Regions from separate parts of the Homo sapiens genome. Here region 2 is linked to region 1. The links are chromatin loops, found by intact Hi-C in ENCODE. Cell type or tissue: GM12878. All regions are shown on one strand. Links, peaks and the distances in the headings refer to the core of each region. The heading gives the core; the rest is flanking DNA.

What was found. Hi-C counts contacts between places; a loop is a spot of excess contacts. Peaks named below come from ENCODE experiments on the same cell type or tissue, not always from the same donor. Only the 100,000 strongest peaks of a DNase experiment are listed, where the experiment ranks them.
Region 2: a loop joins it to region 1, with 9 times the contacts of the local background. A loop is called at or near these places in 5 of 110 quality-filtered maps.

The regions. Positions count from the first base shown.
Region 1 is chr11:123,403,889-123,409,957 of GRCh38, reverse strand. It overlaps a transcript of GRAMD1B not described here. Among named protein-coding and RNA genes, the nearest start is that of GRAMD1B, 23 kb to the left of the region's middle. RefSeq lists enhancers at 369-548, 1,569-2,477, 4,336-4,425, 4,228-4,744. In GM12878, for the core only: a CTCF peak has its summit at 2,407 (motif pointing left); a DNase peak (open chromatin) is centred at 2,378; H3K4me3 peaks cover 1,229 bases; H3K27ac peaks cover 1,812 bases.
Region 2 is chr11:123,552,161-123,558,229 of GRCh38, reverse strand. The region is part of intron 2 of GRAMD1B (GRAM domain containing 1B); the gene reads right to left. Among named protein-coding and RNA genes, the nearest start is that of SCN3B, 99 kb to the left of the region's middle. In GM12878, for the core only: a CTCF peak has its summit at 3,140 (motif pointing right); no DNase peak of the experiment used is centred there.

The DNA.
Region 1 (6,069 bases), core at 1,421-3,920:
ACTAATTGGACCTCAGTGAGGCTAAGTTACGGAACTATTGTTCGCCACTAAAGGAAAGCGTGAGGCGAGCACTCACTACACCTTTGGAGAAAGAACACTTTCTTTAAATGTTCTAAAGCCTCTTGCTTTGAGCTGCTTGTTGTGGGTTTTGTTGTTAGTTTGTTTGAACTATATTTTCAGGCACCTAAGTCACAGACTTTGAAAGCAGAAATAAAGCCCTTCTTTATTTTTCACAGGCCCTTGTTTGCAGGAACCCATGCTGGCTGCAGGCAGAAGTCGCAGAGTTTCAAGCATGTCTCATCTGTCTACAGGTAATTAGGCTGTGCTGTGGTAACGAGCACCCAGGGGACTGGATGGTGGGCACATTTTAAAAACCAAAGACGAATAATTGACAATTGCAGTCTCGTTCTCAGAAACTTCTGTTTGGGCTTCAAGACAGCGAAGGGCAGGAAAGACAGACACCAGAAGTGTCCCAGCTAAGATATGCAAGTTCTCAGCAGTGTCAGGGGAGCAAGAGTGGGGCATTTTAGAGATCAGATGAGATGACTGCGGCACAGTTACCAACATAAACGCCAACGTCTGTATGTACACAGCCCTTTGAGATTAAAACACTGCTACACATATAACACTCAATAAGGGAAGTGGGATAGGTGGGATGCTACTTTGTAGATGAGAAAAGAGGACCAGAGAAATTATACAATTTGCATGAGTCGCATAGTAAGAGGCAAAGGCAGGATTTCCAGCCAGGTGTGCTCCTTCCAAATTACCATAATTATCAAAAGCACTGGCACAGCAGTTATGTGATAAAACAAAGAACTGCGTTGAGAATCTAAGTCTCCTTAATTCCAGGTCAAAGTCTTTTTACTACCTAAAAAAACAAACTATGTAATCATATTTCTTTTCCTATTGTTCTTGGTAAAGATTAATCAGCGTTGTCTCTGGGTAAATAATAATAACATAAAAAAGAGGGCAAGTGTAATACAACAGCTCAATTCTTGTCCTATGGCATCTAGTCTTCTGAAACAATAGATATTGTACTTTATCTGGAGGGTAGAAGCAGCATTCTGCTTTCAGCTTCAGAGGTCTAGCTTAGAAAAACACAAAAATGTAAATATTGACAGGCTGGGTCAGCATCAGCGTTAGGAGGCAGAGTTATCCTGCATGAATTCATGCTTAGCGCAATTTAGAGATAATTCAAATTGTCCTACCAGAGTCCCAGTACATCCTAGTGAATTCCACTTATGTCTGAATGCTCACTACCCATGAGTGCCTAAGCACATAGGTAGTCTTGCCAAACTTCTTCAGTCTTTCCTATGGACAACACCCTCTGGCTCAAGGGCTGTGGAGGAAAGGGAGGGAGTCTCAGAATTTATCTTCATTCAATTCTGCTGTTTTCTTAGAAAACAGTGAGCTGTAACATGCCATCCATTTACACATCAACTCATCCAAGTTACTGTGAAAAATAAAATAGAATTCTGATCCTTTGGTTGGGCAATTAGTGACTTCTGCGTTCCAGTACTCGTTTTAACATAACCTAGATCCTGTGTCTACACAAAGTAAGAACAATGCAGGGTGAGGGGGGTTATCAGCCATGCAAACAAATAGCTGTAAAAACATAACGAAGGGCCAGAAAAATCCCAACTGGTTTTCTCCACCAGTGTAATGCCATGTTAGAATTCCTTTCCATTTCACTTCATTTTCTATTGTGTGACAGTCGTAGAGTCCTGACCTTTTCTGAGAGTGGCTGAGAAAGCGTTAAGTCCACAAAAGCTGATTATTCCGTCAAGTTTACACAGTGGGACAGTGACTCCTGGCTTAGGATTTACCATTAGGCTACACAGTCAGCCCCACACTGGTGTTCTAAAGTTTAGCTACAATGCTAAAGGCTCCAAAAGGCCACTTTCCTAATCCCATTCACAGACATCTACATTATCTCGTTTGAAAGTGTCAAGATGATGATCCTAACCCCCAGAGGCTTCACCTCATCATAACAAAAAACCTCATCACTTTAGATTCAGGACCCTGTGGAGTTCCCTTAGTGGGCAATGAGCCATTTGCCTATTGTCTATGGAAAAGCCTAGACTGTGAGCCCCTGGGGAGCTGAGGCTTTGCTTTTTTGAAGGTTGTATTTGCAGAGCTTAGTTTACAGGCAGTACACAAGCAGCATTCAGTGGTTACCTGTTAATCAATGAATGCACCTGCACGTTTAATTTGGGGAGATGACAGAGATAAGCCTAAGCCTGTCAATTTGATTTTCTTCAGCATTCTGGGACTCTGATTTGGCCCCTCATGCTCTGAAAAGGTCATGAAACTAACCCCGTGTAAAACTGCCAAGCTATAACCCAGACAGAAATGGCAGATCACCTGGTGGTGTGACCAACAGGTTCCTAATGCCCTCTGGTGGCCAGGATGATTCCAGATGTCCAAGTCCCCACAGCTTTCCTAAGGCTTTCAATTTAAGCACCCTGGAAGCCAAGAGCCTGCAGGTTTCACCTGATCCAAACAAGAGAGTCCTGGGTCTGTGGGCCAGAAACATGCCAGCCCCTTCCCAAAGTTCCCTGAGGAAGTTTCTCATCCGTTTCCTGAGAGCAGACGGATATGTCAAGAAGCCAAAACGGAAGCTTTTAATGTGAACTGCCTTTCAGTGAATGGTCTGTGGTTTCGAGAGTTCCCCGGGAAAAAAAAAAAATTCAAAGGAAGTAATAATTTCCAGTCTGGAATGTTCAGCTTTCCATTTGTTTGGGATTTTCAGATCAGCTCACCTTTCTGAGTGTTATAGACCTGTAGAAGCCTTCAAATTTTGTATTGCTAGCATTCCATGATTACATTCCCATTTTATGGAAAGACAAACTGAAGATACAAAGCAATTATTGAAAAAACAATAACCATTCTCTCAAGCCTACAGAAGGCTTTCATTTTTGTTTCATTTTAAACATGTGGTAAGTGAAAAAGAAACCTAAACTGCCACAGGGAGTTTTAGGGTAAATACCACAGGTGCAGGGATCTGCATGTTTTATTCCACTGTTGACTTCCCAGCACCTGAAACAGTGTCTGGCACATTGATATATATTTGGTGCATGAACGAATGAATGAACTGAGCCTGAAGATAAAGAGGTGTTTCTGATGACAATTATTGTATATTGGTACTAGTTAGTCCTTGTTTGGAGAAAATGTCATCTCCTCCCTTGAGAGCCCTTAAAAGAGAGTTGAATTCTCATTTATCTTAAAAAATATAAAATGTGAGGGCTGGAAGTCTTCATTGTCATTCATTTACTTCATAAATGAGTAAAATGAAGCTCAGAGAAGTTAAACAATAACACTCCATAGATCACAGAGCTATGTAGTGGCAGAGCCCAGAGTGAATCCAATTCTTCACCCCTAACAATTTCTTTAAAAAACAACAATGGGCCCGGCAGAGTGGCTCACACCTGTAATCCCAGCACTGTGGGAGGCCAAGGCAGGTGGATCACAAGGTCAGGAGTTCGAGACCAGCCTGGACAATATGGTGAAACCCCGTCTCTACTAAAAATACCAACATTAGCTGGGTGTGGTGGCACATGCCTGTAGTCCCAGCTACTCGGGAGGCTGAGGCGGGAGAATCACTTGAACCCAGTCGGTGGAGGTTGCAGTGAGCTGAGATCGTGCCACTGCACTCCAGCCTGGGTGACAGAGTGAGACTCCGTCTCAAAAAAAAAAAAGCAACAATGGGCTGGGTACAGTAGCTCACACCTGTAATCCCAGAACTTTAGGAGGATCACTTGAAGTCAGGAGTTCGAGACCAGTCTGGCCAACATAGTGAAAACCCGTCTCTACTCAAAATTCAAAAATTAGCCAGAAATCATTTGAACCCGGGAGGCAGAGGTTGCAGAGAGCTGAGATCGCATCACTGCACTCCAGCCTGGGCAACAGAGCAAGACTCTGTCTCAAAAAAAAAAAAAAAAGGAATAATGTTCAGTTTTTGACTGTGACCCACAATAAGAAGCACGATGTAACCCAGTATATATACATGCACATGCAAACAAGTGTGCACACAAAATACTGAAAAAGAATTTAAGAAACAACACTCACCTTCTCCATGTAAAGCAACCTGGTCTGATGTACAGTATATTCTATTTAATTTTTCATAATATTGTGCTCATAACTCCCTAAATTCATTTTACATCCTTAAATTTCAAAACACTTCACTATAGCATCTTGCCTACTATGCCCTCTCCCCTTGTACAGGGCTAAAGTCCTCCAGAATCTTCTGCCCATAAAGAGAACGAGAGTGATCAGCTTTTGGGGACCTGTTGGCCCAAAGTTCCTAATTCTCTGACTTGGTACAGGCCGTATCTCCCACTGTCAAGTTTCATCTAACTTGCAAGAGTCCAGTCCAAGCAACTCTCATTTCCAGCCAGGGTAACCACAACAGTGCATCTCAAACACAGACCCAAGTTATCCGCAGCAGCCTTGTGCCCGTCCTTGACTGGTTCTCTAACCCACAAGTTAGCAGGGATTTGCATCTCTACATAAAATAGCAAGTCTTTATCTCCCGCTGGCCCCTCTCCACTGCCGTCACTCTCCCCTTACCCTGGGAGCCTTCGAGGGGGGAGGATGGTGGCAGCCAGATGAAGAGCAGAGAAGGGTCAGAGCAGGACAAGTGGTTGGGTCTGAGGTCACCAGCTACATAAGTAGGTGTGAACAGATGGACTGCTAGACAGTCTTAAGGCTGTAGGCAGTCTCTCTCTCTCTCTCTTTCACACACACACACACACACACACACACATGCACACATGATTACAACATACTCTCCCTTCTTTTTAACTGTTTGATAATTTTCTCCACCATCTCTTCCCCCAACTTCTACCAAATTCTCTCCCTCTCTCTCTCTCTCTGTCTCTTGCTAACATAGTTAATATGGTGAGAAGACAGTTTCTTGGCTATTTCCCTTCTGACTGACAGGTTGAAGCTTTCTTCTCTGACTTCCCATTTTCCTGCTGAAAATCAGCAAGACAGGATTTGGCAAGAGAGTGCTTTGTGGTAGCCAGGGCTGAAAACCTCCCTACAGCAACCTGGGCACATTCCCACGACCCCCTGACAACAGGCGGAATTTCTAAGGTTGGCAGCTGAGCCCCTCTCATGAGCACTGCAAAAGCTGCAGGCTGCGTTTGTCTCTTAACGATGAGTATCGACTTGCCTGCAAGGCTGCGCAGTGAAGGCCATGAAACAGCAGACGAAGTTGAGTAATGCTTTGAATTTTTATCACCCATTTCAGATTTTCTCATGAATGATTTTTGACACTAGAGTTCCAGGTCTGGGGTTCTGCTCCAAAAGGAGAAGATTAGAATGAAGTTGGGAGGCAGAAGAGTACTACCCTAACCCTAGCTCTGCCACCAAAGTGCTGTGTGATCTTAAGTGCTTAACATCTCTGGCTCTCATTTATCTCAATTTTAAAATGTGAGATTAGATTTTAAAAACAACAATTGATCAGTTACCTTCAATGGTCTTTTCAGTTGTTCAGAAACTAATTTATTCTATTGAAAACAGTCAAATAAAGGAAATGAATCAAGCATTTGTTCTTGCTTTCCCATATCGACCACAATAGTGAGGAATCAGATACTTGCTGAAGAGAGGTACCTCTTTGAAAAGTATTCCCACAAATTAATAAAAAAGAAATGATAGAAGATTACTGTTTTGCAACATCTAGTGAATTGATGAATCTACACATGGAACAGTAATCACTGCTCACGCCACAAAAAGAGAGACAATCAGGCATTACGTGCTTCTCAATGAGAGAATATAACATTGTGTGCAATCCTGCCAAAAAGATTAGACCTAGGCAGATAAAACTTCTGAATTCAGCAACCAATTTGCAAGGAATAAAAGGGACAGAGAACATGTCAAACTGCACTCTGAGGATGAAATCAGCAAGTTCCAAACAGTGAGAAACACTGTAAGTCAAATGTCCTAGGTTCTTTCAAAAAAATAAGGTTAACAAAAAGAAAGACACGTAAGGTGAACTTGTAGAGTTAAAGCAACTTACAAGATGCGTCAATTTTTTCTTTTTCTAAGTGGCAAAGACTAGGCTAA
Region 2 (6,069 bases), core at 2,029-4,528, 150 kb before region 1:
GGTGAATCACTTGAGCTCAGGAGTTTTAGACCAGCCTGGCCAACGTGGTGAAACCCCATCTCTACTAAAAATACAAAAATTAGCCAGGCATAGTGGCACACAATTGTAATCCCAGCTACTCGGGAGGCTGAGGCAGGAGAATCTCTTGAACCTAGGAGGCAGAGGTTGCTGTGAGCCATGATCGCACCACTGCACTCCAGCCTGGGCGACAGAGCAAGACTCTGCATTAAAAAAAAAAAAAAAAAAAAAAAAGTTGCACTGAATGTCCTTTCCTCCATTAAGGCATAGACACAGGGGTTGGTGGAATCAAGTGGCCAGAGTCCTAGTCCTAACTTCCCCACTCACTTACTATGTAACTTTGAACAAGTTGTGCTAATTTTGAGGGGACTTTACTTCTTCCACTACAAAATGTACAGCTGTATATGGGCTTACATTGTTAGTATTTTCATGGTTTGTATTAAATACAATGGGTTAAAACCGTATGTCAGGGACCAGACAAATACAACTTCAAATGTTAGTCCTATCAATTACTTCTTCTGTGCTCTTTGAAAAGTTAGCTTCACTAAGTTTCCGATCTTTCAATCTTAATGGAACATGTGAGGATTAAATGATGTAAATACATGCAACCTGCTTCTCACTGCATCTGACACATAGTATGTATCTGTCCAGTAAACTACAGCTACTATAATCAATATTGGTCAAAAGCAATAGCTACTGTTGAAAAACACAGTGAAAAATATTTTCTAGTGGTGAGACAGATATTCAGAAGCCTTGAGTTTGGATACAAGAAAGATCTCAGTTCCTTAAGATGCACGAAGTATGTGCGTGGTATTTCTTCAGTCACCAAAATGTTATTTGCCTGCTACCCTCAAAATGGACACATTAAATAATAGAAAAGTAACAAAACAAGCGAATCAGGGAATCTGGACTGTGTCTACTGTTACAGAATACAAGGCTTTCATGATGAGAAGCGCTTCACTTGAGCTACAATAAAACCAAAACTATCCTGATGATAGCAAAAGAGTACTATTTATGTGCAGTGCAATTTGCTAAACCCCTGACAAGAATTATTTCACTGAATTATATCAACAGTATATGAAATGGATACTACTTACTATTCCCATTTCTCAGATGACAAAACGAAGAGGTAGAAAGTTTAATAACTTGCCTATAGTACATGGTTATTAAGTAGTAGAGCCTGTATCTGAAACCCCATCTGCCTTACCCGAGTCCTACTCTGAACGATTACATTGCGTGTGAAAAGAAGGGGCTACTGACATGCCATTAGGAAGGCATGGGCCTTTTTGTCCTAACGGTGTTTATAATTTCCCATAGAGGCACTCATACTTTCTGCCCTTGTCCTTCTTGAAAGGACAGCACAAACTCTGGGGTGACCAGCTGATCCAAGAGCAGGTACATGCTGCAATCCTAACAAAGCCAACAGGACTTCCACAAACGGAACTTACGCCTCCGGACTCAATCTCCACACTTTCACAGCTATTTGGTGCCTAAATTCCCAAGCTGCTTTTCTGTAAATGAATTTAGGAAATTGAGGTAAAAGTGGGTACCTTTCTCTGAATTAAACCTTTCCTTCAGAGATACAGAAAACTGACACTATCTTCTACTTTTTAAAGGAAAAGAGGTTTCTGAGAGTCCTGTGCAGTGTCAAAAGCACTTTCCAGAGACCACCCTAGATGAATCAGGGCTAAGAAAGAGAAGTTAAGATACACCTGCAAATCCAACTGAACCAATCCATTCAACCCAGACCTGATCAATCACATTTTATATAAAGAGGGTCAGTGTCTACATAGTATTTTATTCACTTCCTGTGTTTGATAATCTTTGTTGACATGCATGGGAGATGTTGAAAATAAAGGCTAAGATCTTACGTCTCTGAATCCCACCTGCATACTAATAAAATAAAATTTAAAAACTTTTACAGAGTAGCACTCCAAACAGTTTACATAAATCTGAATTTGTTGAATCATGGAGAATGATAGGCAAAAGCGAATCTCATTGTTTTAAAACTATCATCCAAATCACGAGTGCTTTTCTGAAGCATAGTCATTTAGGAGATTTCTGAGTGTGTGGGATACAAAGAAGAAGAGAAACAGGGATCGACAAGTTACTGAGAATTCACCATTGCAGGCACAGGGGTGCTTTTATGCCTTTTATCCTTTTATAAAATTTATTTAAGGCCAGGCGCAGTGGCTCATGCCTGTAATCCCAGCACTTTGGGAGGCCGAGGCAGGTGGATCACCTGAGGTCAGGAGTTCAAGACCAGGCTCGGCAACATGGTGAAACCCTGTCTCTACTAAAAATACAAAAATTAGCCAGGCGTGGTGGTGGGCGCCTATAATCCCAGCTACTCAGGGGGCTGAGGCAGGAAAGTCACTGGAACCCAGGAGATGGAGATTGTGGTGAGCCGAGATCGTGCCATTGTGCTCCAGCTGAGTAAGAAGAGCAAAACTCCGTTTTAAAAAAAAAAGTATTTTATCAAACTGATGAGAAAACTGAGTATCAGGAGCCTGTACTTTAAGTACCCATGATCCTACAGTTATTTCTAAAAATCCATCTTTTCCACTGGGCACAGTGGCTCACATCTGTAATCCCAGCACTTTGGAAGGCTGAGGCAGGTGCATCACCTGAGATCAGGAGTTCAGACCAGCCTGGCCAACATGGTGAAACCCCATCTCTACTGAAGATACAAAAAATTAGCCAGGTGTGGTGGCAGGCATCTGTAATCCCAGCTACTTGGGAGGCTGAGGCAGGAGAGTTGCTTGAACCCAGGAGGCAGAGGTTGCAGTGAGCCAAGATCGCACCATTGCACCCCAGCCTCGGTGACAGAGTGAGACTCTGTCTCAAAAAATTATAATAAAATAAAATCCATCTTTTCACCATACCATGCTACTTCCATAAATAAACATCTACAAGGCAAAAGGTGCTTGTATAATATTGCATTTAACCCTCAAAACAACCCTTCAAGGTAAGTTCCGTTGTTCCTACTCAGGCTACGTATCCATGTATTGCCCCTCAGCTGCAAATCCACCCTTCTTTTCCCTGCCTTGTGATGCTGGAGCTGTGCCCTGTCAACGTTTCTTCTTTGCCGGCTGGCACAATGTTATATCTTGTCAGTAGAGGGCGCTAGAGAGACACTAGAAGGGGCTGCCCTTTTTTGTTCTGGTGCTTTTCTGCAGAAGTCACCAGCCTCCCAATGAGTTTCACTGATACCCTAATGGGCAGTTTCCAGCTTATGTGCCCCAGTCCCCAGAACCTCTAGAGCCTCTGTGCCATACACTGGGCAATGGCCACACCCTCTCCAATAAGTTCTGAATTTTAGCCTTGGGTTTGGAGGAAGTGCAGGGAGCCTTCTTAGAAGTTTGTCCTTCAGTGAGTGAGTGGCTCAATCCTAGGAGCTGCTCCCTACATCTGTTATAACAAGAGGCATCTGTTATACCTCCATTCTTCAGAGACCTTTCCATGTTTTTACTTGTTAATGATTCTTTTATCTTTCCTTCTTGAGACAGGGTCTCCCTCTGTTGCCCTGGCTGGAGTGCAGTGGCACAATCTCGGCTCACTGCAACCTCAACCTTCTGGGCTCAAGCAATCCTCCCACCTCAGCCTCCGGAATAGCTGGGGCTACAGGCACACACCACCATGTCCGGCATTTTGTTTCTTTCTTTCTTTTTTTTTTTTTTTTTTTTGTAAAGATGGGGTCTCCCTATGTTGCCCAGGCTGCTCTGAAACTCCTGGGCTCAAGCGATCCTCCCACCTTGGCGGCCCAAAGTGCTGGAATTATATGCATGAGCCACTGCACCCAGCCAATGATTCTTAATATTAAATTTTCCCTGTTCAAATTATTGGTGTGGTTTCTGTCTTATGGGACCCTCACTGATACACTACTATATGGATGAGCAAAAAGAAACTCAGATGAGTAGGACATCATCCCTTCCTCAAGTTATTCCTCCAATAAAATGGTTAAAAGCATTCAAAGTATACTATGAGCCAGGCAGGGATTTTATACATTTAATATGTATTCCTTCCTTTTATCCACTGACCCTACTTTATGGAAGAGGAAACTGAGGCATCTCAGTGACTGAAGAATTTTCCCAGATCACATACAGAGTAAACAGAGAAACCAGGATTTGTCTCCAAGATTCTGCAGTGCTGCCCCAAACAACTGGCTGCCCTGAGAGTGAAAGAGGGTCAAGGAAACAGAGGGTATATAGACAGTCTGTCAGGAAGTTTGGAAGAGGAAGAAAGCTAGATTGTTAGCCAAAGAGGTCAACATCTGACCAAAGTTTTTTTAATGGGAGGGGTCATTAAAGATCTTCTAACTCAGTCCTTGAATTATAAACGAGTTGGTATACACTGGCCATCAGGGACTCTAGAGACCCTATTAAATAACTCTTTCCTGAATTAATGCTTAGGATATAGTCTGTGCATTATGAGCCATTAATGCAAGAGAACTGATGTTCCACAGATGTCCACTCTGTCCTCTCCGAGTTCCCCAACTCAGACTCTAATCCACGGAGGCTGGTTCAGGGGTGTCCAAATGGATATACTGATTGCCTCTGACCCAGCTGTAACCCAAGACCTCTCATTAATCCTGCATCTCTCTCATGAGGTGAGTGATGTCTACGTAATTAAAACTTAAAGCAAGAAATGGCCAGGAGATTGAAGGGTGAGGAAGCTGAGGATTCAGATGGCTCCAACACAACATTCACCCTTTAGCAACCAACATTGCCATTCAATCAGGTAGCCACCCTTTAAGTAAAATTTTATCATGTACACATGGATACATATGAAAGCCTTCCCTGGGACAAAATGCAGCCCAGCAGAATAAACACACTTAGCCCTTAGCTCACTGGGAACAGAGCTTACTAGGGGTAAACCCCATTTCACCATGCACACCAATTCTCTTTTCCAATTTTCTTTTAATCTTATCCAAATAGAATAACTGGCTCCTGGGTATTATCTTTTTCTTTTCTAAGTGTTCACTACAACCAAATCTACATTTTCAGCCAGCTTCAACTACAAATTCACCAAATGATCTATACTAGTGCTCCCTAAACTTTGCTGCACTTCAGAATCATCTGAGAGTTTTTACATAACCAACTAAACAAGAATGTCTGGGGGTGGGAGCCAGGTATCAGAGCTTTTGAAGGATCTCCAAGTGATTGAAATATGCGGCAATGTTTAGGAATCATTGGTCTATACTATTTTAACCTAATTCTCTAGTAATTTAGTATCTAAATAACTTTAGAAAACATAGACTAGTGATCTATATTTTCTAGATATTAAAATTTTCTTTAATCCAAGATATCCTTCCTCTTGTTTAATAATTTCCCACATAAAAAGAGCTAACACTCATTGAGAAGGTATTGCCAGGCCTTGCTGTAGGTACTTTATGAAGGGCACAGTGGGTCATATCTCCTTTAATCTTATTATTCCAATTTCACGGAAGAGAAAATTGAGTCAAAGAGATAATGAGCACACCTGCAACTTTATTCAGTATAACGAGATGTCATTCATCAGGGACTAGAGAAATAGACAAATTTAGAATGGTCAAATTCTCCCATGTTACCTTTCCTTTGATCTTTGGGTTTTAACTCAACCCGATTACATTTACTGTAATCTTTTTGGTTTTGAAAATTGCTGCCTTTGAAAGAGAAGACAGGCTGAGCGCAGTGGCTCACACCTGTAATCCCAGCATTTTGAGAGGTCAGGAGTTCGAGAACAGCCTGGCCAGCATGGTGAAACCCCGTCTCTACTAAAAATACAAAAATTAGCTGGGCGTGGTGATGCACCCCTGTAATCCCAGCTACTGGGGAGGCTGAGGCAGGAGCATTGGAGGCTGCAGTGAGCCGAGATTCTGCCACTACACTCCAGCCTGGGTGACAGAGTGAGATTCCATCTCAAAAAATTAAAAAAATCAAAAAAAAAAAAAAAAAAAGAAAGAAAGAGAAGACAACTGTGTGTAGGTAAATTTGGTGATATTCTGGGATATACTAAGGGAAGAAAAATCCCTCCTTTTTCTAGATTTTCAGCATCAGAGTGTTGAATGAC